Regions from separate parts of the Mus musculus genome. Here regions 2 and 3 are each linked to region 1. The links are chromatin loops, found by intact Hi-C in ENCODE. Cell type or tissue: left cerebral cortex. All regions are shown on one strand. Links, peaks and the distances in the headings refer to the core of each region. The heading gives the core; the rest is flanking DNA.

Region 1 (10,239 bases), core at 5,184-7,683:
ATCCATTTCTCATCTCATATACCATCTGCCAACCGGGATGTTATGACTCTGCCTCCAAAAAATACCTAAACTTTTATCTCATCTGACTGTCAGTGGTTATAACCTTGATCGAAGGCACCCACATCTTTAGCGCCAATCACCACAGCAGTAACTATTGCTGGTCTAGTGGTTGTTAGGAATGCAGTAGCCAGAGTGTTCAAAGCATAAGCTAGACTATGTTATCCTGGCTCAAAGCATTCTGGGGACTCTCTAAATCAAACCCCTTCCAGCAGCAGCAGTAGTGACAGCCACCATCGTCAACGCTAATGCCATCAACCAGGGCATAGCAGAATTGCTTCCACCCTACCTCTTTCTCCTGGACTTTACCTCCTTCTGGCTCCTCCTCTTCTACTCTAGCCACACTGGCTTCCTTCCCGATGTTACAGAGCGTCTTGTACATACCCCCACCATAGCCTCACCCCTGTAGCCTCGCCCTCTACCCCCACCAGCCCCTTGCCAGCAGTTAGCTTTTAACTACTTCTTTTTTTAACTACTTTTAAGCCTTTGTTCACTTGGAACTTGACAGCCAACACATTTAAAGCTGCAATCCTCTGCCTAATGCTCTCATCTCCCTGTTGATACGGTCAGCATCTTTTTTTCTTCACGCATTGCTTGTGCCACCATCTGAGGTGCTCCTCGAGAGCTAATTTGTTATGTAGATTCTTTTTTGGCTATCTTTTGTCACTAGGATGAATTATCCTCTGGTGTCTGGTCTAGGAACAGCATTTGGCTTATCATAGGCATTCAATATATTTAAGCAAAGCTAGTTGACCCTTTACCAGAGAGAGCTTTCCAGGCCTCGCCTTTCTGACACTGTTGATTGCTGTACCTTCCCAAAACTTCTCTTCTGTCTCCCTCCTCCCTCCATCTCCACACTCCACCCAACCTCCTCACTAAAACCTTGCTCCTCTCCGCCTCGCATCCCCACGGTGTTGACTTCCGTTTAAAGTCTAGAGCAACTCTTAAGTATACATTTTCAAAGGGACCTCAAGTCCCAGACTAATTAACCAGCTAGTTGCCAGGTAACCTCAGATTCAGTACGACCAAATCCACTCCTTTTCTGGAGTGAGCACCATTGGTCCACCTGGCCCAGGCCCTAGGTCACTCCTTCCATGATACTCGGCACCTGTTGGATGGCCTGGCTCCCTTGGCTCCCTTAGCCAACACTTACCTGAACGACCAGCAAAGCTCCCTACAATCTCTTGCTTCTTTCATTTCATATAGCAACTGTACCTATTTTGGAAATAGAGTATAGCATGTATACAGCATCTACCTATATTGTATATCACATGCAATGGTCAGGTCAGGGGAGTTGAGAATGCACTATTTCTTGGCGTCAGGAACACTCACAATCCATTCTCATTGCTATTTTCTCAGCCACGGTTACCCACGGTTACCATGGCTACCGTCCTACCATGCTGTGGGAAAACTCTGTTTCTCAACTTGTTCCTTTGCCCTGTCAAAGTGCTATCCTTCAGTCAGAGAGCTCGCTAGCTGTGAAGAGATCTGCGTGCTATCTATGAAGAAATATAAATCACCACTGGAGGAAGTGGACATAGCCCCCACCCTAACCAAGAAGCTTTCTGCAATTGTCATCTGTTTTTTAAAAAAAATTAATTTTCTCCAATTCAGTCTCAATAGGCATATTAGCCACACTGCATGGTAGGTCTACTGCCCAGAACTCAATGGCTGGCACGGAATTAACTCAGTGGTGTTTTTACAGACTTTTGTCTCATAGTGCTTTGTTTGGGCATTTAAGTCTTACTGGTTTCTTACTTGTGTATTATTGTTTCTTGTTTAGTGTTTGTATATGGTGTGTGTGTGTGTGTGTGTGTGTGTGTGTGTATGAGAGATGTATGTCTATGTGTATGTGTGTGTGTGCATGTGTGTGTGTGTGTGTGTATGTATGAGAGATGTATGTCTATGTGTATGTGTGTGTGTGCATGTGTATGTGTATGTATGTGAGAAAGAAAGAGACAGAGAGACACAAGAGAATGTTATTTGCTGTTTTTTGTTCTTGTTCATTTTCTACAGTAACAGAGAGAAAGGGTGTAGAGTTGGAAAGCCAGGGAGGATATGCAAGGAGCTGGGTAAGGGAAAAGCATAATCAGAGTATATTGTATGAAAGAAGTATATATTATATATTTCAATACATATGTTAAATATATAACATATTATATACAAATATATTTATATTATATTATGTTATATTATATAATTTACATATTTATATTATAGTTTATATTATATAATTTATATTATATACAATATATAAATATTATATAAATATACATATAAATTATTATATAGATAAATATAATTTTTATATATCGAAACGCACATATAAATATATATGTATGCATATATACATATATTTGTGTGTGTGTGTGTGTGTGTGTGTGTGTATGTGTGTGTAACTTCCCTTGAGCAGCAGTGCCAGGCCCTTTGTAGAGACCCTATGAAGTTGTCTCAGCCCTAGCTGCCACCCTTCCATATTCCACATCAGCAGTCTCGAGTCTATGCAGTCTTCTTGAAGGGCCATGCTGTTAAAGGTTGCTACTGCCCGTCTGCCTAGACACATCTCCTACTGCAAAGCTGAGGTGCTCTGTCCTTCCTCGCACGTGAAGCACCCCACCCGGGACCTTGTCTCATTTCCACATGCCTCGACTGCAGCCATGACTTTGTCATGGCAGGGAACTTCTGCTATTGCTCCCCATGGCAACTGTGAGGAGACTGTAATACGGGGAGGATGGATTCCAAATCCTGAAATAGACGTTAGTCATTGAGAGGGGCAGGAGCCATGCAGATGCTCAAGAGCCCCAATAGTGATGGGGGAGTGAGGTTATCACTGTCATGGGCATGGGGACCGAAGTTCTGAAACCGAAGTCTCTTCCGTAAGGAACGGAAGGACAATCCAAGCATCCTACTTCCTGAGGAAGCTGACCTGGGTCAGGAACACGAGTGCTTGTGGCCTTTACATTGTCCTGTAGAGTTAGGTATTTACAGATTAGCGATGGGTGTGGTAGGCTGGGCCATCAGAAATGACCATCAGATCCAAACAAACCTGCCATCCTGGCTGTAATGGAAATGACAGTGAATGTTGTCAAATGTGCAGCCCCAGAATCAAAGGGACACCAAGAACCACTGTTATGCCATGATACTCATAGAACAAGGGCTGGCACTGGGTCCCTGTTCTAGAGACATCCACACCCAGAAATGCGAGTACTCCTGAAAGAGCCAGCACGTAGAGGGCTTCCCGTCTATCCGCCTTCAGACTTCACCTTCAGTCCAGCATCCTAGGGGCAGGGAGACACGCAGAGGAACCTTGACCTGCGAGGGAAGTGCCAGTCTGTGATCAGCAACTCAATCTGGAAAAGCAGAGAGGAAAGTCTAGCCTTGACGTTCTAGAACAAAGAGTTGAGAAACAACAGTGTGAGCTTTTGCTAATATTAAGTGCTGAAAGAAATGTCTGGTGGTGCAGAGAGGGTCCTTCCATAGTGGCCATGCTGTGATGTTTGATGGACACATGTTTGCTGTCTTCAACCAGTCTTGTAGCAGACACGGGAGACTTCCCTGGCTCTCGCTTCTAGAGGACTTTCCATAGGAACGTGGAATCTAGAGTCTCTACGCCTGCCTTTAGCTCATCTGGCCCTTGGGTGTGGACTACCCTGCTCAGAGGCTCTGTGGAGGAGCCTGGGAGTCGGGCAGGCATCAAGTCTGCTGCGTATACTCTAAACCTGCTACCCAGACAGATGTGTTTTATCTGCCTTCTCTCCGTTCCATATAAAATATCCTTTAAGAGAAGGATTCCATTGCTTTTTATAATATTTGAAATGTTTGCCTTGGATACTCTTTTCAAAGCCTTTTCTTAACTTGATAAGAGCTAGAAAAGAACTCGAGGCTAGACTAGAAGTCCAGAATCCTATTCACACATTCAAATTTGTCAGCTCTGGGACTGCCCTGTCCTGAGAGGACAGTCTTTATGGCCCCTCCCCGATCTGATGCCTGAACTCCACACCAGGCTGAGGACCCAGCATAAATAGAAGGTGGACGGCCAACACCACACTAAAGGAGCTTGGAGAAGCTGCAGTGCAGAGACCTCACCACACAGCTGACAAACGAGAGCGGCAGAGAGGAAGTCCTAGTGAGCGCCAGGCTGGGCTGATTTTACCCCGCCCCCGACTCCTCCATGGCCCTTACACCTATCTCCTGCCAGTTCCCAGTTGACTCATTGTCTTCCCCTGCCTCTGTGACTCACTTAGAATAAAAATGTCCCCCTCACAATGCCACCAGTGTTCCCTGCAGGGCATTGGACATCTGTTTGGGATCTGTGACCCCTAGAAAACTGCAGTAAATAAATGTCGCCATCCATCATATAAGCAGCTGCCTCAAAGAGCCCAGACTAGAAGAAACTTCCAGAAAATTCTCCCCCACCCCACCCCACCCATCTCCCCTTCTCTGACAAAGCTCCTGGTCTCACTTCCTAAACAGAGCCTTCCAAACAGGGCCACATTCCCTTCCCACCTTCAAAACAGCTGAGCCCTGGCACTGAGGGACAGAACACCTGCCTTCCTCGAAGTGTAGCCAAGAGAGCTGTGTCCCAGGCTGTGATCAGAGCTAAGCAGGTTGGCAACTGAGGCTGAGCCAAGGGTGCAGTCAGGCTAAGGGGTAACTACTGAAGGAACAAGAGCCCAGAGTGTGAGAGGAAGCCACAGAAGGTCGCATCTGCCTATGGGCTCCACTTCCCTCCTTACACCAGTAACCACATGAATAAGGTCCCTCTGTGGTCACCTAAGAGCCGAGCCTTCTGGCCACAGCAGGCTGTGACTTCCTAGACAACACCCACACACAGGCATGACCCTCTATGTCTTCCTCAATCCATAGTCCTCCTCATCTCTCAGGGCCCTGTGTCATTTTTTTTTTCCTGCAGGATGTGGTTGACATCTGTCCCCTGGTACCTTCTTAGTCTCCCTATCATCCACTGTAGCCCAGAACTCACGGTTCCCTTCCCCCTGGATTTTTCCATTCCTCTCTACTTTAAGCCACATTAATTCTCCTAATGCTTATTTCCACACAGCCAAGTAGTTGCTCCCTCAAGGGCAATGGCCGGAGCTCTGTCACCACTCTCACAGCGGCTCCTGATACCGCTCCTCACAGTGCTCGCCCAAATGTACACATGCAGCTCTCGTGTAAGCGGAAGGCTGCGCCTCCTGACACCTGGAGATGTCTCACAGACGCCCGTCATTGTGCCTCTGTCCCCCCTCTTCCCACCTGACATACACTCATTCACCCCATTCTCTCACCCTTCCCTCAATGTACACCCTTCCCTCAATGTACACCCATTTGCCATTTGTGCTGTCTCTGCATTCTCTGTGACCAGATCACGGGCAGATGTCAGCATCTCTATTCCACAGGAGCAGAAACTTCCTACTAAGCTGAACGGTCCATCTTCCCTCTTGTGCTCAGCAATGGGTCCCCAGCCCGGCAATGTCCTCTGCCACTTCAGCTTCAATGACAAAGGCAGAGATGTACCAAAGTTCTGGGAAGCAAGAGGATAAAATAGGCAGAGAGAGAGAAAGAGGACAGGCCACATTGGGATGTCATTCACTCTTGGTCCAAAAAAACCCTGAGAAAAAGGCTTTCCAGTCAGCTAGGAAAAACAAACAGAGCCAGAATGGAGTCAGCTGGAGGAAGAACAACCTAGCAGCCACCATACAATCAACCAGAATCAAGCGGCCTTATGGACACAGCTCTGTCACCGTGCTGGAGAAACCTGAGGGGGCAGTGTTGCGAGTGTCCTGGGAGGAACTCTGCGGATTTCTATGTTATCGGCTGGGGGAGGCCTACAGCGTTTGTTGGCCCCTACAGGCAAACACAGTGGCCAGACCTTCGAAACAGGACGCCTTTGTCCGTGACTGACACCCTGGCCTAGAGCCCAGCTCCGCTTCAGGGGAGGATTTAGGTCACAAGAAAATGGGGGCTGGGGGGAGGTGGCTATAGTTTTAGAAATCTGTCTCTGTAAAACTCGGGGAGGTATTTTACCCCTTCCCAGGGTCACACCCTTGCCCTGGCTGACCTTACTTTGTATTACTCTGACTTTGAAGCTAGAGCTTTGGCTGGCCTCCTCAGCTTCTTTTTAAAAAATGCTATTTGGCAAATTCCCACCCGACTGGAACCTCCCCCATCGATCTATTACCTCTTTCTAGTCAGCTCAAATCAGTATGTCTTTCCCAACCTCTGTTCAGTTTAAAGACCCGTGCAAACATGACCATGAAGCCCCTGGAAGCTTCCGGTAGACTAGAGAGTTAACCAAGGAGCACGAAATTAGGACTGATTTCCAAAGCCAGTGAGCGTCTCAGAGGAGGATGGTGCCCTGGCCTGCTCATACTCCCCGGCTGTTTCTGCTTTAGAGAGAAGTTGCTGAAGGTATTAAAGCAGGCTCTTGAAGAACGACCCAGTCACAAGCTGCTGTGATCTTTCTACTTCAGCTGCCCTTTCTAAACTACTGACTTTCATAGAGGTCAGCCAGAAACCCTGCCTTCGAGGCCAGTCCTTATCCTCAGTGCATTTTTATAAACCTTGGCAAATCGTTTTTCCATCCCTGTCTCTTTTATGAGAAGAGCTAACTGCTCTCTCACGCCAGGCGCTAATAAACTTTGTTCCTTCCTGTTGGCTTTGCTCGCCATCTTCTGGACAAAAGCAGTATTGCTACCGAGGTAGAGCCGGGCCAGGGCTTCTTAGCGCAAACCCAAAGCAGTTTGGAGAGGACCAAAATGAACTACTCCTGAATGCCAAGAGCGCAACAATGAGCCTCATTTGTTATGGCAAAGACGTGCTAAACACTTCTTTTGAGAAATCACGTCCGGGGTACCTCACCTTACACCTTAATGTGTAAGTGGCCTGTCGTGTTGTACACGATGTGATTTGTGATGGGCACACATCACATAGTCTCTAAACCAGAAAGCCTGAAGTCTAGGGTCAAACATGGAAGATGTCCGTACATTCGAGTGAGATGCTGCCTGCTCGGAGTCCTCAAAGAGCTGGAGCTCAGAGCAATGGGAACCATGCAGAGGAGGTGGCAAAGCTGGCACCGACTGACAGTGGGGGAAAGAAAGGATAAACATGCTTAAGGAACACCTTGTGGAATCAAAACACTGCTCCTTCACAGCCATAGATCCAGCGACGCAGTTAGGAAGGTGGCCACTAGGAGGCTTAGAATCCTGGCAGCAGGGTAGTGGAGCCAGGAGAGTCTGGAGTTCAAGGTTGGCCTTGGCTACATAACAAGTTCAAGGCCACCCTGGTCTATATGAGAATCTGTCTCAAAATAAAATAGAATAAGGAGGCAGGAGGAAAAAGGAGAGAGGGGGGTTATGGCTTTTTTTATCAAGATAATTCTGCAGACCTGACTAGATCTACATGTGTGAAACAGAACACAGGGTGAAAGGAAGAAAAAAAATCAGACTTACAGCAAACCAGCTTTGGTTTCAAATCTCCACCCTGCCAGGTGACAGCTGTGTGCATGTGAAATCAGTTAGGTATCCTGATCCACAGTTTCTCATACAGGCAGGGATGACCACAGCAGCTCTTCAGAGGGGATAAAATATGGTCACATGCATGTTCTGATACATGACTGACACCAGGGCACAATGCCAAGGTCCCAGCTGCTATGCCCAGAGAACTTACAACTCCTCCAGGTCATTTTCAAACCACCTGGGACAGACTGAGAACATTGCCTATCTAGAACTGAATAGAGTTGGTCCACCTCCTGCTGGGACTGTGACCTGGAGTCACCAAAACAGACATGTGCGAGTAAGCAGTGAGGACGATACTCAGAGCTTCAAGGAGCATGCGCCAAGGTCAGGGATGTACGGTAGGTAGTCTCTGCAGATTCTTTTTACCCTCACTCTCACGAATCCAATGTGGGAAAAGCAGGCTCCTTGTGAGCTCCGGACTGGTCCCAGAGTCAGTGCACAGTGCTCAGCCGCAGCTCCCCGGGAGCAGGGGACGGAGAGCACATGCGGGAGGATGAATCTAGATCATCTGCGGAAGCCAACGTGCTCCCATTTCATTTACTTCAAGACTCTTAGCCCCACCTTATGTGAATGTGAATTGTAAGTTGTCGTGGTAGGCGATTAATCCCACTCAAATGGCTGGGACATTTCCAAACTTCCATGTGGCTGACACTCTCCCCTCCAATACGCCTGGGCTGTCCTCTAATCCCAAGCAAGTAAGTGGAGACAGTTGGCCACTTACTAAAATCTATATTCCAATCTTTGCAATGGGGGCAGGGGCTGGGGCCGCTCTTGCCGGCTCTTCCATGATTGCTGTGCTCTCCCTCCTGCAGCCTCGGGCCTGGTCTCTCTCCTTTCCCGACACAGCGGTTCTCAGTCCCCTCTCTGTCCCTTTGCCCTCAAATCCTAAAGTCCCATGTCTGTCTCCCTGCCCAGCCATTGGCCGCTGGCCATTTTATTCACCAATGAAAACCAAACGAGGGCAGGAATCCTCAGGGTTTTAGATGCAGGTCCTCCTGCAATTTTGGGAACCCATTTAACATAATACAAGCATTAAACCAAATCCACCACAGCAAGTATCCAGCATTATGTAGCACAGTGGAGGGAACTCCTAAAACTCGTACGATCAGAGACACTTGAGCTTCAGGCTGCAGACCTCAGATTGGCCTCCTGAGACGATCCCCCTGGGAAAAGGTACCTCAGGGTTGCTATCTGAAAGCAAAGCCAAGGTTAAACTCCTGTCGACACAGGTCAACCCCTGCACTCATGCCCCTCTTGGAAATGTGAGCCTTTGTGTATCTGTTTGAGACAGGCTCTTGAGTAGCCAGGCTGGTTCCAACCAAAGTCACTGGACAGATCAGCCTTTGCCCGCCCCTTTCAAGCAGTGGAATTCTAGGCTTGCCCTGCCATGCTTGGCTAACACAAGCCGCTTGATCCCTCCAGCAAGCAAAGGCATGTAAAACCAGCCCGAGGACACTCCGTTCAGAGCTGTCTGGGGCTTGTCGTTTAAGCTGGTGGACAATTGTCTTGGGACACAAGCATCCATCTGGGAAGGCGTCCTCTAACCCCAAGCATCATCTCCCCACCCACCCCCTTCCAACTCTACCTCTACAGCTAAATGCCAGCGTTTGGCTCAGGAAGCCTCAGTTCAGTGTAAAGACAAATATACATGGTGAGTGTTGTGCCCGCGTTGTTATCGGCCGGTTCTGTGTCTGTGTGTTTCAGTTAACACTGGATCTCCTTCTGGGTTACAACTCTAGCCAGCACCTTGGATTTCCTAGCAAGGACGTCAGAGCTGGATGTGAGTTGGGCAATCTAAAGGACAGGACAGGGCCAGAGCTTGCGGAGAAGAAACACAGGCTGAGCGCTTTCACTATTGCCAAACTCAGGTTCCAGGGGGTCTTAGAAAAATCCAAACAGGCATGGGATGACAGCGCCTTACCATTCCATCTTTCTGTCTGGTTAGCTTCTGGAGATGCTGATCCATCCAGGGCCCTCTAAGCTACCTGCAGCACTGAAGGGCACAGGTGGGCCTTGGACTACATTCAGTCTAATATCACCCCCCACACACACAACCCCACCACACCAACTCTGGGAACCCAGCACACTTGCTACCCCAATTCAAGCCCCGTGTGCCTGTGCTTCTCCCGTGTTATCCTTAAGCCCCATATCCCCTTGTCCTGACTCCTTTCTATTTTTCCTTCACTTCAGTCCCCAGCTCTTACCCCTCCAAGTCCTCGTAGGGCCACACACACTCTACTCACAACCCAAAGTGAGGCCAGGCACATACAGCCACGGCTCAGCATGCCTCCTGGAAGGTCGTGTGGGCAATGTGGTGATACCCGTGGGCCTTCATGGTTGTTCCTAACTTGTCATATGTGAGCCGGACGGCAGTTGTCTTCGCTTTGAGAACGAGCTTTCATGGTTCCATGTGCTGACCTAGACAGAGGACCTCAACATGTGGCTAGAAGACGCCTCCATGGCCATACTCCACACGCCATATTCCTGGGGCAGCCACTGACTGCTTCCCACTGGTGGCCCTCATGTCAATGCCCTTCAATCCACTTCGGCCTGTTGGTCCAGCCCCCAGGTGCTCCCAGTGGCAGCCTCTGTGTCTCCTCCTCACAGACCTCCACAAACCCACAGGCTTGGATTGCCATCAGAAGTTCTCTGGAGCTGAAACCCTTCC
Region 2 (10,239 bases), core at 6,446-8,945, 89 kb before region 1:
CCGGGCAAGTGAGAGTCTACAACAACTGCCCCCCTCACAGTAGCCTCTGTGGCTCCAAGGAGCCCCTGCTGTCCTGCCTTATCATCATGTGTGAGCCAATCCAGCACCCATCCCACATGGACATCCCCCTGGACAGCAAGACTTTCCTGAGCCGCCACAGCATGGACATGAAGTTCACCTACTGTGACGACAGGTGGGGTGTTGGGACAGGGTGGGTCTTACCAGTGTGCATCTGTGAGAGTGTGACAGCGCAGGGACGGGACTAGGACATGGTGTGGGACTGCTGGCTGCAAGTTTGTAGAAGGTAGCCTCCTTCCATGTGAAGACTTTAAAATGAAGAGAGCTAGGTTAGACTCTAACCCTCAGTTCCAAAGCAACTGGACGTTCTCTTGGGAGTGGGGGGCACAGAAACAATAAAGACTGTGGACTTGGACTAGAGAACCTAGCAGAGTCATCTGTGGTCAGTGTAGGCTGCTGTTCTTACCTTCATTAAAGGGGAGACCACAGAGGGTGCACAGGAAGGCATGCTGTGTGGTTGTCAGTACATGCAAGGTTTGTATAGACTACACCACAGTTCCTATCCACTTGTGCTGCTGCTGTTGGGATGGAGATGTGGAGGACAACGGTGAGAACGAGTTGTGATGTGCAGTGGCTTGCACCAGGGTGAGGGAAGCCAGGTGAGAGGCTGCACTGGGCGTGCATGCCTAGCCTGAGTGAAAGGCATCACTCACTGTGCCTGACTACTTCACCCATCGTAAGCTCAGCTCTGCCGTGTCTCTCTGAGCAGAAGATAGATCGGAGGTACGCCCTCTGCAGTTTTCAGAGAGACCCCGAAAGTCCCGGTGCCAGATCCATGACACCGGCTTTGAGGTGCAGTGGCACTTGGGATGCTTGTGCAGAAACCCAGGAGTGGTCAGGGATGTGGGTGACAGGAGGGAGTTGCTCTGAAGCAGGAAAACCAAACCCTCACCTGCCATCTCCTGAAAGCAGAAAAGAGACTGTAAAAAGGAGCTGGCAGGTGAGGGAACTATCTCCCAGAAAGGTTCATTTGCTGTTAATTTCCATTCATTATTGTGGTTTGAGTGGGTTTCAGGTAAAAGGGCTAGCCTTGGGTTAAGGGCAGAAGGGGACAGTCACAAGAAATGGGCAGCCTAAAGGGACAAAGATGCCATGTGCACGCACACAGAGGTACCATGGTGACGTCCTTAGGTTGGCTCAGTACGGCGGGTGGGGTGGGGTTCATACTCACAGGAAGGATCCTGGGATTTAGAGATGTGGCTCGTCGTGCACAGGGAGATGCCGCTTAGGGTGGCTTAGGACACACAGTATTTTCAGCATACTCTTGCCTTCCAAGGAAGCTGATTGCATGGCCGGCCCAACGTGAATTCTGTTCTGCTAGGGAGCCGACTGCAGAGGGATGCAAACACAGAGTGCCCCACGGAGCGTTTAACCGATTAGCAGATTAGTTAACCAGGGTACAGATAGGACAGTTAGTGAAGGGGCTATTTTAAGTGTTTAATCCCTTGGTGTTATTTCTCGATTGCTTTGGGTTGGGGGAGAGGCTTGTTCTGTTTGCATGTGTTGAGATGTGGAGCAGTGTGTGTGTGTGTGTGTGTGTGTGTGTGTGTGTGTAAGAGGGGAAGGGAGAGAGAGAGAGAGAGAGAGAGAGAGAGAGAGAGAGAATACATACACTAACATGACCTTCTGAGAGATGTGCTCTAAATCCAGAGCCTACATGTGAGAGCCAGTGTAGAGCAGGGCTCCCCCATTTTACTCAGTGAATTATTTGGTTTGGTGACATCTGACACAAAGGGGATTGTGTCCCCTAACAGAAGCAGGGAAAGAATCTGAAGAGAGGAATTTTGAGTCCACAATCAGATTTGAGCGAGTTTGATACTTTCCTCTGATTATGCTTGTATGTGTGTGATATGTTTCTATATATGAATATATGTATATATGTATATGTATTTGATTATTAATTATGAGTCAGTGAATACTTTAAACCCTCCAATAGTGTCTGTCATTTTCATATATGTATAGGGCACAGTTATGGCTTAGACAGTATTGCTTATCTGAAAATCTTGGAACTAAACTCGTTTCTCATTTTCGAGTTTGGGGGAAATTTTGCGTAAACTGTCCTCAAGTGAATCTAGAAATTCAACATCCAAACTGCTCTAGAATCTGAAGTTTTTAAGTGTAATGTAGGCACACTTTGGGCATCAGATTTTCAGATGAAGAGTGCCCGCCTGTGGACTGCTGTGGCTCTGGCAACAGGAGTCTTCACTTGCTTGGCCAGGCAAAAGAAAAATCTCGTCTTCCTCTAGCCCCCACCCTCTCAAGGCTGGCCCATGATTTGCAGCAATCCTCCTGCCCCAGCATCCTGAGTGCTGAGGATGTCTTTATTGTCCGAGTAATTAATGTCCTCCTCTGCTGTGCACTCAAACATAAAAGTTGCAGTCTGTCTGTTTCCTAACATTCTTAGGGACTAATCCATGAGCTGTCACTGGGGAACAGCTGCCATAAACTGTTGTGTCACGGGGGAAAGAAACAAGTCCTGGTGCCTGAGGGTTTGGGCTTGAGATCCGAGCAGCTTAGTGAAACCACAGGGAATTTGTAGGACAGAACAGAACGTGCCATTCATCCTGGAGGAAGACCCAAGCCATTCTGAAATCCTTTAAAAGGGTTGGGTTTTTAAATTCACGTGAGATGCCATCTAGTGGCCAAATAGAATAACTGTGAAGGAAGCCAACTCATCAAGATGAGGTTTTCTTAGAAAAATCACATGTAATCTCAGTGTGATTTTGTGAGTCTTCTGTAACTTTGAAAGATGTATGAAAATTATAGTAAGCATTTAAAACTCATAAGTAAAACCATTTAAAGAATAAACCACACAAAAAGAATTTGAGAGCACCATGTTCCATCAAAACAATACAGGACATAGCCAAGAGTTAGGTTTGTAAGTTAGGAAGACTTGTGTATAATGCTCCTGCAGAGACCCCACCCCATACACATAATTACAGCTACCTGTAGCTCTACTTACAGGGACTTGGGCCTCTGGCCTCTGAGGGCACACGTACACGGGCACAAACACGTGCGCCTATATGCATACATGCACACACGTGTTATCACGCACACGTACTTAAATCTTTGGGGAAAAAGATGTATGGTGGATTCATTCAAAGAACTTAGGAACAGTAAGACAGCTTGAGTGAGAGAAGGCTTGAGGGCCATGGAAAGAATGTCCGTGAAGTCCTGGGCTGCTGAGATGGCTCAGCAAATAGAGGAACTTGCCGCCAAGCCTGGGAAACCGAGTTTGACCCCCAGAACCAGTATGGACAGAGCTGATTTGCTGACTTCACAAGTAGTCCTCTGACCACACACACACACACACACACACACACACTATGGCATGTACACTCACACAAATAAATGCATTTTTAAAGAGGAAATTATAAAGAACCATAAAGTGTGAGGCCAGGCGTGTGTGAAGACAGCTAGAAGGTGTGTCAAGTCCAAGAGTAAAGCAGACTGGTTTAAGCAAATTCGTTGTAAAATAATATGTTCCCTTTTGCACATTGGAGATGATTAATAAACTTTGCTGCTTTTTGTAATGGGTGGTATCGCCTTAATTTCAGGGTGATCTTTTGCAAGCACCGTGAATGTATTTTGGTCTCATATATAATTGATTCCAAGTGCTTTAGCAGGCCTGTACATTGCCTTTCTCCAGACATCTCAGTTAGGGGTTATCCAATGCTTCTTTAGATCCTGAAGTTAGACTCTAACGTGCTCTGCGTGTCCTTATGTCCGCTCAGCTGACAGTATTCTGGAATCAGCCCTAGCCATGTTTGAATGTGTAATAACAACTACTCACATGTTGTCCTGAAACACCTGGTCTGTTGGAAATGCTCTGCAGACTCCCTGTAGTTTATATCAGAGTTTATTGCATGATGGGGTTCCTACCACGGATTAGTCACTTCTCACATTCCTTCTCACTGTTGGGGGTTTTGTCGACGGAGCTGGTGGCATGCAGGATAGCACTGGTCCAGGCTACCTTCTGGTGTATAACTTCACCCTACCAACAACACATCTCACAGAGACCATAGATCCCATAGAGAACTGTTAACCATAGAGCTGGGGTATAGACTTCATATAACTGGGCAGTATTCGGGGTGTGTGTGCAAGACTTAAGGGCTGTTGCTTGAAGCAAGTCTGGCCCAGATAAAAATATATTAAAATGATTAGGTCTTGAAATCTGAGTAGTGAATAATCTAGATATCATTAAAGAAATGCACTGCCAGTGCTTATAAATATACAGAAAATAAAAACCAAGTGTCTGGGGGTCGTTAAAGCACACAAGGAAAGAGCCAGTGAGAATACACATTGATTAATGATAGCGTTCTTGGGAAGGCAAGTACGTGGCTAAAAAGTGCTCAGTACTTTCATCTTCACGCAGAGTTCAGATACTCCCTAGACACTGTGTTTACATGATTAACTCAGCAAACCCTGGGCCTCTGAAGGGAGGGAGCAGCGATAGAATTGGCACTAGGGGGCTGCAGCCTGGGAGGGATGGCATGTGGCTGATTCTGCTGTCTCTAGAGGGGACAGCATGCAGAAGACCATTTCCTTCCTGACCATTCCATATAACACACCTACACGTGTCTTTAACATGCCACACTTCATTCTGTGTGTGTTTGTATATACATGCGTATATGGGCTCCCTTGGTCTGCCTGCATGCTTCTGAAGGTCAGATATCAGCACTGGGTGTCTTCCTCTTCCATTCTCTACTTTGTTTTTTTGAGACAGGCTCTTGCAATGAGCTCAGAACTTACTGTTTTGGCTAAAGTAACTGATCAGCAAGCTCTTGGGATCTGCCTGCTATGCCACTGCCATCCACTGGCCCCACCCACTGGCTCCACCCACTGGCCCCACCCACTGGCCCCCAGCATTTGCCCCACCCACTGGCCCAGCACTGGGCTTGCAGACATCTTCTGCCATGCAGCAGGCTGAGGCTGGGGATCTGAACTCAGATCTTTATGCTTGGATAGTGAGCACTTTGAGCCATTTCCTCACTCGTGCTTGTAGACTATCTCCAGAACAAAGAGCAGTTGTGGACAGTGAATAAATCACCTCAGATTTTACCTTCACGCCTCACTCTGAAGGCCAAAGCCAGAGTCTGGTCTGACTTCAGAACAAAGATACCCTTCTTCCATTCATTGTCTGTTTCCTCTCTTTCTTCCTCTCCTGCCTCCTCATAGGCTTGCTCCGTCCTCTTTGGAGTCTCACTTCTTTATCTGCTTGTTATTAAAGCATGCACTCGGTCCCCAGCTTTGAAATCCGACAGATCTTTTTACGTTTCCCCCTCCTCTCGTGCAGTCTCGAGTTGACTTTTAAGTTTACGGGTGACCCCAAATGATTCTTCTTCCAGCGAGTCAAGGATCTCTAATTATGAAGAGCAAAGTGGTCCCTCTCCCCTGATGGAGAGCACGGATGGCACTCTTATCTGCCGCAGCCAGGGAAATGAGCAGGGAAGGCCCCGGGGGCCATAACAGCGAGTCTATAAACAAGTTCGGTTCCTTAACCTCCCTATGGCGTCGGTGTGCCTGCGGATGGGGGCAAACGGTCATTAGCTGTAACTTGGGGCTTCCTGGCTTTGTGAAGTCTTGAGAACCCGCATGGTCTGCGATTGTGTTCGGGCCGTGCGCATTTCCCAGTTTTTTACTGTAGTCTGTTTAAAGGAATGAAGAGGGAAACATTAAATATTTATTTTGGCTGACAAGATAACTGAAAGCTGCTAGCGGGAAGATAACTGGCAAGTCTGAAATCTGGGTTTGTTTGTCTTCTAGAACATGCCCATTGTGTGTCTTTGAAAGGATGATACGGTCATTAGGCAAAAACATCTTATTATGAGGTTGATTATAATATTTACTCGAAGCCTTTTGATGGCAAGATCCTAATCGTGAAAGGAAATGGGATTTCTTCAGGAAAGATGATCACATCCTTCCTAGAAGGCCAGTGGTAAAAGTTTGTAGAAAATTTTGCATCGGCTCAGTCCGGCTGGCAAGTGAGCAACCCTGTGAGTGGCTCTGCTGTCCCTGGTTCTGGTTCTGATTCCCAGGGAGTTTGAGGTGCAGTTGGCTTCTCGGGAATGCTGTATGGCTAGGTACAGGCATTGCTCCACTCCTCATTCCCCCCAGCTTTATATCAGCGGGAGTGTCTGTGGGTACCAGCTCCAGGGTCCGAAATCAAGTGGGGACAAATCCTCTTGTGGTAAGGATGGCCAGCTGGCACTAGTGCTCTGCCAGCCTCACAGGACTGAATTAGCCATACTTAGAGGTTATGTCAGTGGGCCTAACCTTTGCTCTGCAAAGACTTGGGCCTCCAGCATCGCGTCTGGTCAGAAAACTTGCCTTTTCTCTGCTAACATAAGAGCAGGTAGTATACAGAATGGAAGGGCAGACTGAAGACTGTGATGAGCTGCTAGAGGTGCTCCTGTGGGTACACACATGTGCACGTACGTGTAAACACATGTGAACACGTGTGCACTGAGATGGTTAATCATGCTTAAGGAAAGTAGATCGTGACCCGGGTTCCTAAGTGGGGCTGGATTGTCAGCATGACTTCCCTCACTGTGGGGAGGCAGGAGGAGAAGGCCCACGGTGTAAGAGTCCAGTACATCCTTCCTAGGGCCCGGGCACATGGCCTTTAGGCCTCTGCAAGAGAAGAAGGAATTGGAGGGGGTTCGGTGGAGAAGGAGAGGCCTGCGGTGACTCTGGGAGAGAAACTGGTTGCAGATGGCTGGTGGGGAGAGTACATGACACCCTGCAAGTTAGCTGAAAATCAGATTTCTTACAAGCAAAGACTGGATTCTGGGGAGATCTAGAACCAGGGCAGTTTGCCCCAGCCAAGAGAGTAGCTGGCCTAAGACGAGTAGCTGGCTTGAGAAGGACTGGGTCTAACAGCCACATGCCATTACGATTGGATGGAATGAATACAGAGACAGTCACTCGAGCAAGCAGAGCTTTTTATTTTCCTTGTCCTTAGCCTCTGTCCAGAGGGCACAGAACACAGCTGTGCCCCAAGGCAGTGTGCTCCAAGGAGGATGGTCATACCGAGCTGCTCCCGTCAGCTCTGGCTTGTGATGAGCAAAGTGTGAGGCATCTACGATAGAGGACTCGTGGGACTCACAGCAGAATGACATGCGACTCACAAGGTGGCCGGTGCAGTGATTCTAGGGCAGGCTTTTGTTCACTTAAATGTCTCCACACAGAAAGCTTCCATGCGTCTTCGTGGCTCTCTCCATATTGGCTTTTTCCTGTCCAGTTCTCAACCAAAACTAGACCATCCAGAGGGAACACATCTACACGCGGCGCACTCATGCCATTTTCTGGCTTCGCTGCTTGTTTACCTGCCAGGACTGATTTTTATGTTGCTTCCCCTTAGCAGCCTCTGTCCTTCTCCCTCATGGAGATGGGAAGAGACAAGCTGCTGGAGACACATCTAGGGTCATAGATGGCAGCTGAGCAGCATCCAGGGGTGACACCGGAGAGAAAACTTCCTCCCTGGCTCTTCCTCGCCTTCCCTTCTGGGACACAGGATTTCCATCTAAACATTCCTCAGCTTCAACTAGAATGAGCTTGAGATGCTAGCTAGGAGGCCTCAGCGCTTGTTCCTGTCTGAACTGGGCACTTGTGTGGCCATCAAGCCAATTCTGTCCTCTCTCAGATCTCCACTTACACAGATGAACTGGGAGGTGGAGCCATGTGACCCCTCCTGACCCCAGGACCTCTTAGATACTAGGCAGTAGAGTCCTCTGAGATAGAACTTCAGGAAGGGCAGGAGAGTGGGGGACGGGGGCAGATCCACAGTTGCAGCTGAGTCTGATGGGTTTTTTTTAAATTAGGTATTTATTTCATTTACATTTCCAATGTTATCCCAAAAGTCCCCCACACGCTCCCACTTCTTGGCCCTGGCATTCCCCTGTACTGAGGCATATAAAGTTTGCACAATCAATGGGCCTCTCTTTCCAGTGATGGCCGACTAGGCCATCTTCTGATTCATATGCAGCTAGAGACATGAGCTCCGGGGTTACTGGTTAGTTCATATTGTTGTTCCACCTATAGGGTTGCAGATCCCTTTAGCTCCTTGGGTACTTTCTCTAGCTCCTCCATTGGGGGGGCCCTGTGATCCATCCAATAGCTGACTGTGAGCATCCACTTCTGTGTTTGTTAGGCCCCAGCATAGTCTCACAAGAGACAGCTATATCTGGGTCCTTTCAGCAAAATCTTGCTAGTGTATGCAATGGTGTCAGCGTTTGGAAGCTTATTATGGGATGGATCCCTGGCTATGGCAGTCTCTAGATGGCCCATCCTTTCGTCTCAGCTCCAAACTTTGTCTCTGTAACTCCTTCCTTGGGTGTTTTGTTCCCAATTCTAAGAAGGGGCAAAGTGTCCACACTTTGGTCTTTATTCTTCTTGAGTTTCATGTGTTTAGCAAATTGTATCTTATATCTTGGGTATTCTAAGTTCCTGGGCTAATATCCACTTATCAGTGAGTACATATTGTGTGAGTTCGTTTGTGATTGGGTTACCTCACTCAGGATGATGCCCTCCTGATGGGGTTTTGCTTGAGTAAAGAAATGGTGTGATGAGGTGTGACGATACTTGATACATTCACCTTAGATCCTGAAGTCTCTGATCGCATGCTGTGCCAAGGCTGTTTGGTCTTTTGTCCTCACCTGCTGCTTCCTTTTTAATTCAGAATCTTGGAACTGATTGGTTACCACCCCGAGGAGCTACTTGGACGCTCTGCCTATGAGTTCTACCATGCCCTGGATTCGGAGAACATGACCAAAAGTCACCAGAACTGTGAGTTCCTAGATACCCTGTGTCCTCGACGTCTGCCCTTGAGGGTATGATTGACAAGACACGGCCTTGGTTACTTCCTCCCAGAGTTACCATCTTGGGTGGCAGATAAGGTAGATACCTTCAAGATGGTCAGAGACTCACCGATGCCACCAGCCCCTAAATGGCGTTTATGCAAATTAAGAAAAAGACTCTTGAGTCCTCGCAGATGGTTAACATTCTATGCAACCCTCAGGGGCAGTCTTGAAGAGCAGCTAAAAGTGGGTGTGTAACCAGCTTGGGGCTGCACTAGATCGGCAAGCACCTCGGCATAGAAGAGGGCCTGGGAAGGTTCCAACGAGAGTTGGCTTGCACTGAATCAGTTTCCATGGTAGAGAGGATGGGGCTAACCAGAGGAAGAGGTAAGAGAGGGGGCTGCCTGTGCAGCAGCACACTGTGTGCATGCGGGAGAGCCTGCACAGCGAAGGAGTTCAGGAACAGAGCTGTCCAGTAGTAGAGCCTCTATCACAGAAACATCCTGTGCCTTCATAGGCCACACAAGACCTAGGTAGTACTTGCAGTGTGTCTGGTGCATTGAGAAATGTCTTTAAACTTAAGTTTTAAATGATTTAAGTAGCTTTTCTTGGCACTTGGCTACCTTATTGGACTGAGTGGTTCTGTGGTGTTCCCTTGGCCACGTTTCCAATTCGGTCTTTCCATTTATGGATGCTCCAGGGTAATTTTGAATACGTAAAACCCATCAACATGTAAGAAACTGGACTTGGTCCTCTGAGGACTAGGGATTGGTAGACTTGATCTCTACCCTAAGGAGTCTTTGTTTTGGAAGAAAAGGGAGCCTGGCTCCCAGAAACTGGGTGACCTTTAACCTTAGCATCTCTCATAGCATCGTGGTAATACAAACAGCAGGTGAATGATAATCTCATAAACAGACTATATTTAGGAAAGAGATCATCCAAGCAGGACACTGGTACAGACAGGGCTGCCGAGGGGATAGGCTAGGAGTCTTCAAATAGGAAACCCTGAGAAGCCACCTAGCAGCCATACTGGCAATGTAGGAAACAGAAGTGTAGCTTTCTGTTCCAAGTCTGATTCTGCCCGACACTCCTCTGTTTACAGTCGGGAGAGCTCGAGCTCAGCTTCACTAACTGTGCAGCAACTCCACAAGCTGTGCACAGCATGGGGGGGGGGGAGGGAGAGAGAGAGAGAGAGAGAGAGGGAGGGAGGGAGGGAGGGAGGGAGGGAGGGAATATGAGAATTCAAACTCACCCCTCTGTTTCCTCCCTGGGAGCTTTGGGTTTCATCTGATCTAATAATACAGCAGGGGCCATTATGGCATCTCAGACAAGTCTCTTACTGTCTCTCTGGCATAAAAACAAA
Region 3 (10,239 bases), core at 364-2,863, 83 kb before region 1:
TTAGATGAAGATAAGACAATCAAAGTGGCAAAACAATCTGACTACTTCTGATAATAAAAACATGGTCTTCAGCAGATAATCTAGAAGTTTCTTACCTTGTTACACCCCCATGAAAAAGAAAGCCACGTTCTTTTGGATGTGGATTTGGATACAGATGTCTATTGCACTTTTATTCACAACGGGAAACTCAAACATCCAGGTCAAAGGAATAAACTGGCCATGGTACACCCAGGGAGACACTTCTCTCCCACGAATCACAGAAACACCCACAACCTCAGGAACACGATGCTCAAGGATAATGAAGCCAAACTCAAGAAAGTCTACTCCCATAGACGTCTAGAAAGGACAGGAGACGGTGCCGGGGAAAGATCGGTGATCGTCTGGAATCAGAAGTCAGAACTAGGAGGAGGAGTTAGGCACGTGGGCCATGGGGCAGGTTCAGATGAAGTTTTTGGTCCCTCTGCTGTGGTGATGGCTACTTAGGTGTTTACGTTTGTCAAAACTCACTGTACTATATGCGTGAAATAGTTACCTCTCCATGGGATTAATTAAAATTAATTAATTAAAATTAAAATTAATTAAAATACAATAAAGCTTGTTGTAGAGAGGAAAATGTGTCTAATCTAGACTCTCAAGCCTGAGACTGTGCAAGCTGGCAATCATGTTTAGCCAAAGGACTCTTTCAAGGGCTGCAGTCGCTGTCGATGGGAAGCAGGAGTTTCACACACTGGTAACCCACACCAAGCAAGGCAGCCATGACACTGAACTCCACAGGTGCACTATGTAATGACTGTCACAGGGACTTGAATTTACCTCTCAAGGCAGCGGTGGCTCTGCTGAGCAATGCGCACATGTAATTCTCCATCATTCCTGCTCCTCGCTGCTGTGTGTTAAGATATCCAAGAGGGTAAGATGTGCCAAGGCAGAAGGACTGTGACTGGTGTGACTATGAACAAGGCCATCCCTCATCAGACCATGCAGGACTGATGAGGTGGCCCACGAGCTGACTGGTAGATCCAAGGAGACTGCCTACAGGGAACATAGCTGTTCTCTCCTAGAACCCCAGGACAATTGCCGTAAACAATTCCTAGTAACATAACTGGCACAGTACCTAAGCACTAGGCATTGATAGCTTGTGGAAGAGGAAATTCCTAAACAGTGTTTGTGTAGCCGATGAGGCAGGCAAGTCCATTTGATCTGCAAACAGCAGTAGCCTTCTGGACAGTTAGAAATGACAGTGATGGACATGAGAGGAAACCACACCAGGATTGTTACTTACCCAAAGTCCCCAAGCCAGCAAGACTTCCTGAGCCTCCCATCATTCCTCTTCAGTTCTCTGTGACCTGGGCACTTCTGGGCTGGAGCTCTGAACAATCATTTGGAGGGGGGGGGGGGTGAAAGTCAGTGGACAGTTTAAGAAGCTAACAGACATTTCTAAAATCAGCAGACATGACTGAAAAGGAGCCCTTGAGAGCTCTTTCACAAAAATAAAAATGCATTTGGAAATGGGGAAGAAGACAAACTAGTGTGTGGGACACCCCTTGGTGTTTTTAGACTGTGAAATTGACTACTTAGAATGGCCTAGGAGAGGAAAGAAACTCTAAGCTGGCAGTCTCACGGGGCAGTTGGCAAGTTTAAAGACCTTCCAGTGGCTGAGGCCCTGAATTAACAGTACAGGCCTTTCCCTACTCCAGATAAATAGAGCAGTAGTTTCTCTCAAATTGTATCTGGCTCCTAAGGTAGCAGAAAGTTCAAGGGACACAAAGTTTAAAAAACAAACTTCAGCTGGGTCTTGTGACACAGCTCTTGAGTTGAGTCCCAGTTATTCAGGGGGCTAAGGCAGAAGAATGGTTTAAGGCCCGCCTAGACTTCAGAGGGAGTTCAAGGACAACCTGACTAATGCATCAAAATAACAGAAAGGACTGGGGCTGGAGCTCCGTGGACGAGCACTTGCCCAGCCCTGTTCTGTCCTCCACAGTCAGGGAATGGGACGGGGCTGCAGCCCTGCGGTCCACCTTCCAGATGTGGTCTGCTACCTTCAGGAGGTGAAGTCAGTAGGGTGCTGCTCCCTGGTTGACTGGGAGTCACTCCTGCACTGGGCAGGCAAACATCTGCTTTCCTTCAGAACTCCTATTCCCATTTTTTGAAACGAAGAGTTGGCTGAAATGATCTCCCCCTCCCCCAACCCTCTCACTGTTCCTGGCCTTGGCATCCATCTGGCAGCTCTGTCCATCCCCCTCCCCGGGCAGGTGACACTTCCTGTGGGGTTAGAGTGTGTGCTGCACACCACTCCTGCACCTCTCTTACCTCTGGCTCCTTTCTTCACTAGTGTGCACCAAGGGGCAGGTGGTATCTGGCCAGTACCGGATGCTAGCCAAACACGGAGGATATGTGTGGCTGGAGACCCAGGGGACGGTCATCTACAACCCCCGCAACCTGCAGCCTCAGTGTATCATGTGTGTCAACTATGTGCTGAGGTGAGTCGAGGAGGGAGCAGCCAGCCTCTCGGGACCCTGGGCAGTACCTCCACATGCTGGCTGTGGTGTGGATCCTTCTAACTGGGAGGGCTCTATATTGAGGTCTTAGGAACAGAGCTCTAGCGTGTTTCTTTTTCATTTGTCAGCTATGGTATCATGTCTCTGACTTGTGCTGAGGGGGGAGAAGATGGCATAGAGTAATGCTTGATGTTGTGTGAATGGGAGACAGTGCTCTCCTGGGTAAGCTGTTTTGGGAAGATGTGGATGTTATACCCTCTCCCCTCCACCCCTGGAAAGACTATGAGCGGCTGCCATTGATAATATGAAGGAAACTAACATAGGAATCCAGGACTTTTGTGTGCCTACAGCTTGAGCACAGGGAGCGAGCGAACAGCCCACAGGTTGAGGCTAACCTCACCGTCTCTGCTTCTGTGGCTCACAGAATTGGATTGTTTGTGTTTCTGCCTAACACTTCTCTGAGAGGTTTATCTACCAGGCTTCTGACATGTCTGGGGCGGGAGAGCCAAAGGCTTTTGCTAAAAGATGCAGATACTCTGAGCCGCTCTCTCTTCCCATCAGTGAGATCGAGAAGAACGACGTGGTGTTCTCCATGGACCAGACCGAATCCCTGTTCAAGCCACACCTGATGGCCATGAACAGCATCTTTGACAGCAGTGACGATGTGGCTGTAACTGAGAAGAGCAACTACCTGTTCACCAAACTGAAGGAGGAGCCCGAGGAACTGGCCCAGTTGGCCCCCACCCCAGGAGATGCCATTATTTCTCTCGATTTCGGTGCGTACTTCCTAGCCCTGGTTGAACCCACAGAACCCTCATGGACTGGCGGACAGTTCTTGTTATGACAAGCCTCCCTGGCCACAGCTTCCCTAAACCACAGATGCACTCGGGCCTTGCTGATCACTGTGCGTGGTCAGGTTCTGCTAGGTAGAGAAGAAGCACAGACTCATGGCCACTGAGTTATAAGTCCTCATGAAGGGTAAAGAGGTAGGCAAGGAGAGGGCTCCCTCTCGAGGGGCCCATCCTCTACCTGGCTTGAGAGTCTGAGTTGAGGCGTGTGTCTCAGGGAGTGTCCTCTAACTTAAGCGAAAGGCTGAGTCAGAACAGCGCCAGAACCAGTAGCCGAGAGGAGACTGAGGGCGAGGATGAAGCCCTCGGTGGCTGCCTGCGTTAGAATGTCTGCCCATCTTCCTGGAAGAGAAGTCCTTTTGGTCCTGAGCTCTCCTCTGACACCCGGAACTGTCCAGGGAGAGGCCTCTTCCGGTCTGCACCCTCTCCAGCCCAGCTCTGACTGCTCCCCTTTGCAATCAAATCCCCCTTTGATAATGTGCATCTGAGAGGCCACAGGAAAATGGACACCTCAGAGAACCAGAAAGGGCAATGAGCCCTCTTGCACGAGATAACCTTGTAACCCCCCAGCTCCATGTTGGTACTGAGGCAAATGGCCCAATTCTCCTCTGATAACTTCCTCAGCTCTGTTCTGGAAGGCTCTGCAGGAAACAACTGCTTCTATCTAGTAAGCTCGGTCTCTGAATGCCAAATGCTGCTGGAGATTGCTCTCTTTATAGGAAGTCCCCAGATTGAATCATAGTTCTGGTCCTATCTAGGCTCCACAGTACTGAGGGTGTCAACTTCAGGCCCTCTTTTAGGACCTTTTGTGAACTTTCTGGGCTTATCCACCCTGGGGTGAGCCCAGATCTCACGAATGCTCCTCAAGCAAGCCTTGTCTTTACAGGAAGCCAGAACTTCGATGAACCCTCAGCCTATGGCAAGGCCATCCTTCCCCCGGGCCAGCCATGGGTCTCGGGGCTGAGGAGCCACAGTGCCCAGAGCGAGTCCGGGAGCCTGCCAGCCTTCACTGTGCCCCAGGCAGACACCCCAGGGAACACTACACCCAGTGCTTCAAGCAGCAGTAGCTGCTCCACGGTGAGCCCCCACCCTCCAGGAGAGCACACAGGGCTCATGGGCCCCTCAAGCTCTGCTGCCAGATGACTGGACAGACCCCCTGAGAAGTACTGCCTCCCTTGGGTGTTACAGTGCCCCTAAGGATGGCTCAGATACTCCGAGAGACACTAGAGCTGACTACCGGCTCTTAGCATCTGTCTTCCACCCTTATCCACGTCGTGACTCTTGAAATCACAGCAAGAACCTAGGCAGGTCTCTGCAAACCAAAGGCTTCAACCACAGAGCCCTGCTGGCCACAGCCTCTATCCAGTTTGCACATCAAGACACACAGGACAAGTAGCTCACAACCCGTGGTACACAAATCCCTCTATTTGACGGGAGAAATCGAACAAGCCTTTCACAGGGTCACCTAGATCATCAGAAAACACAGAAATTCACTTTATAATTCATAACTGTAGCCAAATTACTGTTTTGAGGTTGGGGGTCAGCACAGCATGAGGAACTGGAGGGCTGCAGCATCAGGAAAGTTAAGGACCACTGATCTAGGAAGTGATCCAAGCCTCTCCTTAGAGGGAGACGAAGGTTCAGAGAGGTTGATGAGCTGAGCTGCTTCACACAGCTTGTAAATAGTAGTCCCCTTCACAGATGCTTGGTAGAACGGGGCAGAGTGCAGAACCATGCTTGTCTGTTCTCAATGGACTCCTGGCGAGACAGGCCCCGTGTTCTTACTTGGTCTCGTCCTTCCTGGTCTCCAGCCCAGCAGCCCTGAGGACTACTATTCATCCTTGGAGAATCCCTTGAAGATCGAAGTGATTGAGAAGCTTTTCGCCATGGACACGGAGCCGAGGGACCCGGGCAGTACCCAGGTGGGCCCCGCGCGTGGGTGACAGAGGGCTCCTTTGCAGAGACCCCCGGTGTGCTGCGCAAAGCTTCGGGGTCAGGAAGCTTGTGAGTGGCGCGCTCCCTTCCTACTGTGTCCCTGCTCAGCCCCACACTCCTGTCTAACTGTTGACCCCATCTCTGTCTTGCACAAATGGTGTAAGTGGTGGTGGTGGAGGTGGGCGAGGGTGGTGATGAGAATCTCCAGGGGCGATCCTCACACCTCCCTTTGATTGTCTCAGCCTGAGTTCTCCACCCCAGCTTCCACATTGTTCTTTAGTGTGTGGCCTTATCCTATCCTGCAGAACCTCTTGTTGTTTCTGTGCATGTCTTTTTCCTCTGTGTGTGTGTGTGTGTACGCGCGCGCGTGTGCCTGTGACACTTCTTAGCACAAGCAGGCACACTTCCTTCAGTACCAGTCTTGGGTACAAAGATCTATCTGTAGTGAGGGGTCATTGGCTGACCGACCGCGGCTGAAGCTTGTGTCTTTGCTTATGAGTATTCTGTTGTGACCATGGGTGTCCCTGAGTATCTACTGGTGAGTGAGAACAGCAGTCCCTGTGGGGGAGATGAAGATTAGCTGGTACAAATAGGATAAAGGAGCAGTGCAACAGAGGCCAGAAGTTGGCCTGGCTAAAAGAGAAAGAGAAGGCTGCAGGTCAAAAGTGGAGAAAGCTCACTGAACCTGTACAGGATGAAGGGACAGATGCAGGTTATATCCCAACAGCAATCCTTGTACCCTCAATGGCAAATCTGAGCAGTTCCAGCAGAGGTATTTGAATGGAGGACTGACAGTTTCAAAAGGCCTAGGCAGGGCAGGGCTGGGCCAGCCACTATGTACCCTTTGCTCTGTGTCTCCTCAGACGGACTTCAGTGAACTGGATTTGGAGACCTTGGCACCCTACATCCCTATGGACGGCGAGGACTTCCAGCTGAGCCCCATCTGCCCAGAGGAGCCGCTCATGCCAGAGAGCCCCCAGCCCACCCCCCAGCACTGCTTCAGTACCATGACCAGCATCTTCCAGCCGCTCACCCCGGGGGCCACCCACGGCCCCTTCTTCCTCGATAAGTACCCGCAGCAGTTGGAAAGCAGGAAGACAGAGTCTGAGCACTGGCCCATGTCTTCCATCTTCTTTGATGCTGGGAGCAAAGGGTCCCTGTCTCCATGCTGTGGCCAGGCCAGCACCCCTCTCTCTTCTATGGGAGGCAGATCCAACACGCAGTGGCCCCCGGATCCACCATTACATTTCGGCCCTACTAAGTGGCCTGTGGGTGATCAGAGTGCTGAATCCCTGGGAGCCCTGCCGGTGGGGTCATCGCAGTTGGAACCTCCGAGCGCCCCGCCTCATGTCTCCATGTTCAAGATGAGGTTAGTGACAGATGTCTGGCTGGAGGGGACATACTGGGCAGGGCGAGTACATGTACACACCTGCTTATGAAGGCTCTAGAGGGTCACATCAGCTTCCCGCTGACCATATCCCCTCACTGTATGTGTAGGCAGCTGGCACTTTTCCTAGTCCTCCTCTGATATGTGAGAGCCAGACCCCAGCAGATAGAAGAAGGGGCTTTTTTAAGTGATGTCTGTCTACCTTTGGACACAGATAGGTATTATGGTATTTCCTCCATAGTCCTGTACTTTCCATCTGCCTGGAGCCTCTGTGGGGTGCACACAGGCACCAGCATTTTCCTGTCTTCCCAGTAGGCTGCAGTCCCATAAGCTGATGTGTCTTGTCTATAGTACGTACCCTTTATAGAGCACCCCAGATGGTCCTCTGGAAGGAAGGCATTCAGCAGAAATCCTTCTAGAGACTGTTGTCATCTAGCTGGGCAGGACCCCTGAGGGCAGGACTGAGGTGGACAGGTGTGCGGAGAGAGGCGCAGGTGACAGAACTCTTGAGCATCTTACAGAAGGAAGAGCTGAGCTGCCGCCGCTCAAGCCCTTTAGCATTCTGCCCTCCATAGATCGCCTGAGTCATAAGTGTTAGATTCTGATGAAGACACCAGGCAGCGGGAGGCTGTAGATGCCTCACACCCACCACTGTCTTCTCTTGGCATTGGCAGGTCTGCAAAGGACTTCGGGGCCCGAGGTCCATACATGATGAGCCCAGCCATGATCGCCCTGTCCAACAAGCTGAAGCTAAAGCGGCAGCTGGAGTATGAGGAGCAAGCCTTCCAAGACACAAGCGGGGTAAGCCATGTCTGTGAACGAACAGCCTACTGGACAGGAAGGAGATGAGGCTAGGGTAGAGATGCAGACAGCTAGATCTGGTAGTGAGCACCTGCCCCTGCTGGGTCTGTGTGCTACCCACCCTACTCCACCCTGGCCCACTTCCTCCAACTACACATCACCTCTGCAGGGGGACCCTCCAGGCACCAGCAGTTCACACTTGATGTGGAAACGTATGAAGAGCCTCATGGGCGGGACCTGTCCTTTGATGCCTGACAAGACCATCAGTGCGAACATGGCCCCCGGTAAGCAGGCCTGGCCCAGGGGTCTGGTGGAGGGTTGAAGGCTCAGAGCACATTCCCTGAGCCTTGTTAGAATGGGTTATATCCATGCCATGAGCAGGATCCCGGTTCAGAGGTCTCTACATGACTTCTGAAAAAGAAAGCAGGCTGAGAGCGCTATTGTCTGCCCTAATGACAGCACCACAGTTCACTCTCTGGCTTGGATCCTCCAGATGAATTCACCCAAAAATCTATGAGAGGCCTGGGCCAGCCACTGAGACACCTGCCACCTCCCCAGCCACCATCTACCAGGAGCTCAGGGGAGAACGCCAAGACTGGGTTCCCGCCACAGTGCTATGCCTCCCAGTTCCAGGACTACGGTCCTCCAGGAGCTCAAAAGGTGTCAGGTGAGTGCTTTGGAACTCCCACCATAGCCAGGGTCTGATGCAAACAGGTGGCCTGGCTGGCCAGAGAGCTGAGAGGCAGCCACTTGCAGGAAGCAACTCTGCGTTTGGACAAGACTGCCTTCAGAGCCCCTGCTCAGGTCTGATGCGACTGCTTACAGTCCATAGGGCTCTTCATCAGCCAAGCTGCATGAGATGGTTTAGGCAGGACCAAGTCTCCTCTTTATTCCAGAGCCTGCATGGTACCAGGCCCAGAAAGGATTTGACAATGACTTGTTCAAAGTACAAGGAAGGCCCAGGAGGGTGCAGGCTCCTCATTGATGAGCTGAGATTGTGTGAGAAAGTAAGAAAGGCCTCTTTGGCTGTTGTCCCTGAGAAAGGGCAGAGCCACGGTTACTTCTGGCCAAGCAGGCTCCCCAGAAGGTGGGTCTCAGGCTGGGGAAGCTTTGGTAGAAGGAAGCGGCTGGTATGGCAAGGGCCCCAGGGCTGTGGTGGACTTCTGAGCAAGACAAGCTCGCTGCCCTGGAAAGGCAGGCTGGAAGATTGTGCACGGCTCTGGAAGGGATCGTCCAGTAATCAGTCAGATCACATCCGGGCTCTTGGCCCCGCAAGACCAAGAGTCTACATCTTTCCTCAGCTGCTCATTGCCTGAAGTGTATACACATACCGTAACAAGCTTTCTCTGAAAGGTTGCACAGGGGACTCACTGATGGGAGGGTAGCCTGGTGATCCAGTAAGTTCAGCTATTGCCACTGAAACACACAAGTGTTCCCATAGACGCCTTTGCTCGGCACAAACAATCTGTGGTTTGAGAAAGAAAATTCCAGAGCCTTGTCTACAGTAGCAGAGTTGGGGAAAATTTATAGTTGTGTTCTTAGAATTCCATCTGAAGAACCCAAAAGCCCTGGGCTGATATTTCAGTTCTGTTGTTTACCAGCAGGTGGGCTTGCAAGCCAGAAGTCTTAAAAGAGAAAGTTTAAAGTTTAAAGAGAGGACCACACATCACTCACCCCCGGTATACACATCTGGGCAGCTGTAGTCAGCAAATGACAGGTTTCCCCAGCTGTTGAATGCGAAGCAAAACTAATTTCAACATAGATCGTTTCTGCCCATAGACCGAAAGGAGGTGAATTTAAGAAGGGCAGGGCATCTGTTGGTAGGAGTGCAGGCAACGGGAAGTGTGGACCCCAGAAGGGAGAGCACACTGGGACCCAGCTCTGTCTCTAAACTGAGAGAGCTCTGCTCTCGCTCCAGCCATCTTTGGATCTCACCACTGCTGTGGCATGTCCTCTTCTGGCTCCGTCCTCTGAACAGGGGATGGAGCCCCAGGGCCAGAGTGCTGCTGCATCGGAAGTTGCTGGAAGCTGGAGACACAGTTGTTTGCATGCATGCCCTTTCCTCTGGTCATCTACAGCCAGCGGAGCAGGTGTGTGCCAGTCCTCTAAAACACCCTCCTCTCCCTCCTCTCAGGCGTGGCCAGTCGACTGCTGGGGCCATCGTTCGAGCCTTACCTGTTGCCGGAACTGACCAGATATGACTGTGAGGTGAACGTGCCCGTGCCTGGAAGCTCCACACTCCTGCAGGGGAGAGACCTTCTCAGAGCTCTGGACCAGGCCACCTGAGCCAGGGCCTCTGGCCGGGCATGCCCCTGCCTGCCCCGCCGTCTTGACCTGCCAGCTTCACTTCCATCTGTGTTGCTATTAGGTATCTCTAACACCAGCACACTTCTTACGAGATGTACTCAACCTGGCCTACTGGCCAGGTCACCAAGCAGTGGCCTTTATCTGACATGCTCACTTTATTATCCATGTTTTAAAAATACATAGTTGTTGTACCTGCTATGTTTTACCGTTGATGAAAGTGTTCTGAAATTTTATAAGATTTCCCCCTCCCTCCCTCCCTTGAATTACTTCTAATTTATATTCCCCAAAGGTTTTTCTCTCTCTCATTCATATCCATACTAACAAGCATGGTGGCTGGTGCCTCTCCCTAGGAAAGCTTTGGCGTCATTCAACTCAAGTGTTCTTGTTCTTGTTGCCAAAGAGAAAAGGATTTTCCTCCACTGTGGATTCTCCCTCTCCCCCACCCCCACATACACACACACACACA

The links. Peaks named below come from ENCODE experiments on the same cell type or tissue, not always from the same donor. Only the 100,000 strongest peaks of a DNase experiment are listed, where the experiment ranks them.
Region 2: it touches region 1 in a loop (3-fold over the local background); 10 of 42 quality-filtered maps call a loop at or near these places.
Region 3: a loop joins it to region 1, with 2.5 times the contacts of the local background. A loop is called at or near these places in 11 of 42 quality-filtered maps.

What each region holds. Positions count from the first base shown.
Region 1 is chr17:86,899,600-86,909,838 of GRCm38, forward strand. No RefSeq gene overlaps it. Among named protein-coding and RNA genes, the nearest start is that of Tmem247, 13 kb to the right of the region's middle. In left cerebral cortex, for the core only: CTCF peaks have their summits at 5,822, 6,730 (motif pointing left) and 7,296; DNase peaks (open chromatin) are centred at 5,908, 6,458 and 6,730; H3K27ac peaks cover 1,429 bases.
Region 2 is chr17:86,809,597-86,819,835 of GRCm38, forward strand. Epas1 (endothelial PAS domain protein 1) reads left to right here. Exons shown (of 16, transcript NM_010137.3): 6 at 1-193; 7 at 8,759-8,865. Among named protein-coding and RNA genes, the nearest start is that of Epas1, 61 kb to the left of the region's middle. In left cerebral cortex, for the core only: no CTCF peak of the experiment used is centred there; no DNase peak of the experiment used is centred there.
Region 3 is chr17:86,821,351-86,831,589 of GRCm38, forward strand. Epas1 (endothelial PAS domain protein 1) reads left to right here. Exons shown (of 16, transcript NM_010137.3): 8 at 2,330-2,477; 9 at 3,057-3,271; 10 at 4,230-4,420; 11 at 5,155-5,265; 12 at 6,142-6,647; 13 at 7,340-7,466; 14 at 7,636-7,750; 15 at 7,960-8,133; 16 at 9,601-10,239. The coding sequence ends at 9,752. Among named protein-coding and RNA genes, the nearest start is that of Epas1, 73 kb to the left of the region's middle. In left cerebral cortex, for the core only: no CTCF peak of the experiment used is centred there; a DNase peak (open chromatin) is centred at 1,652.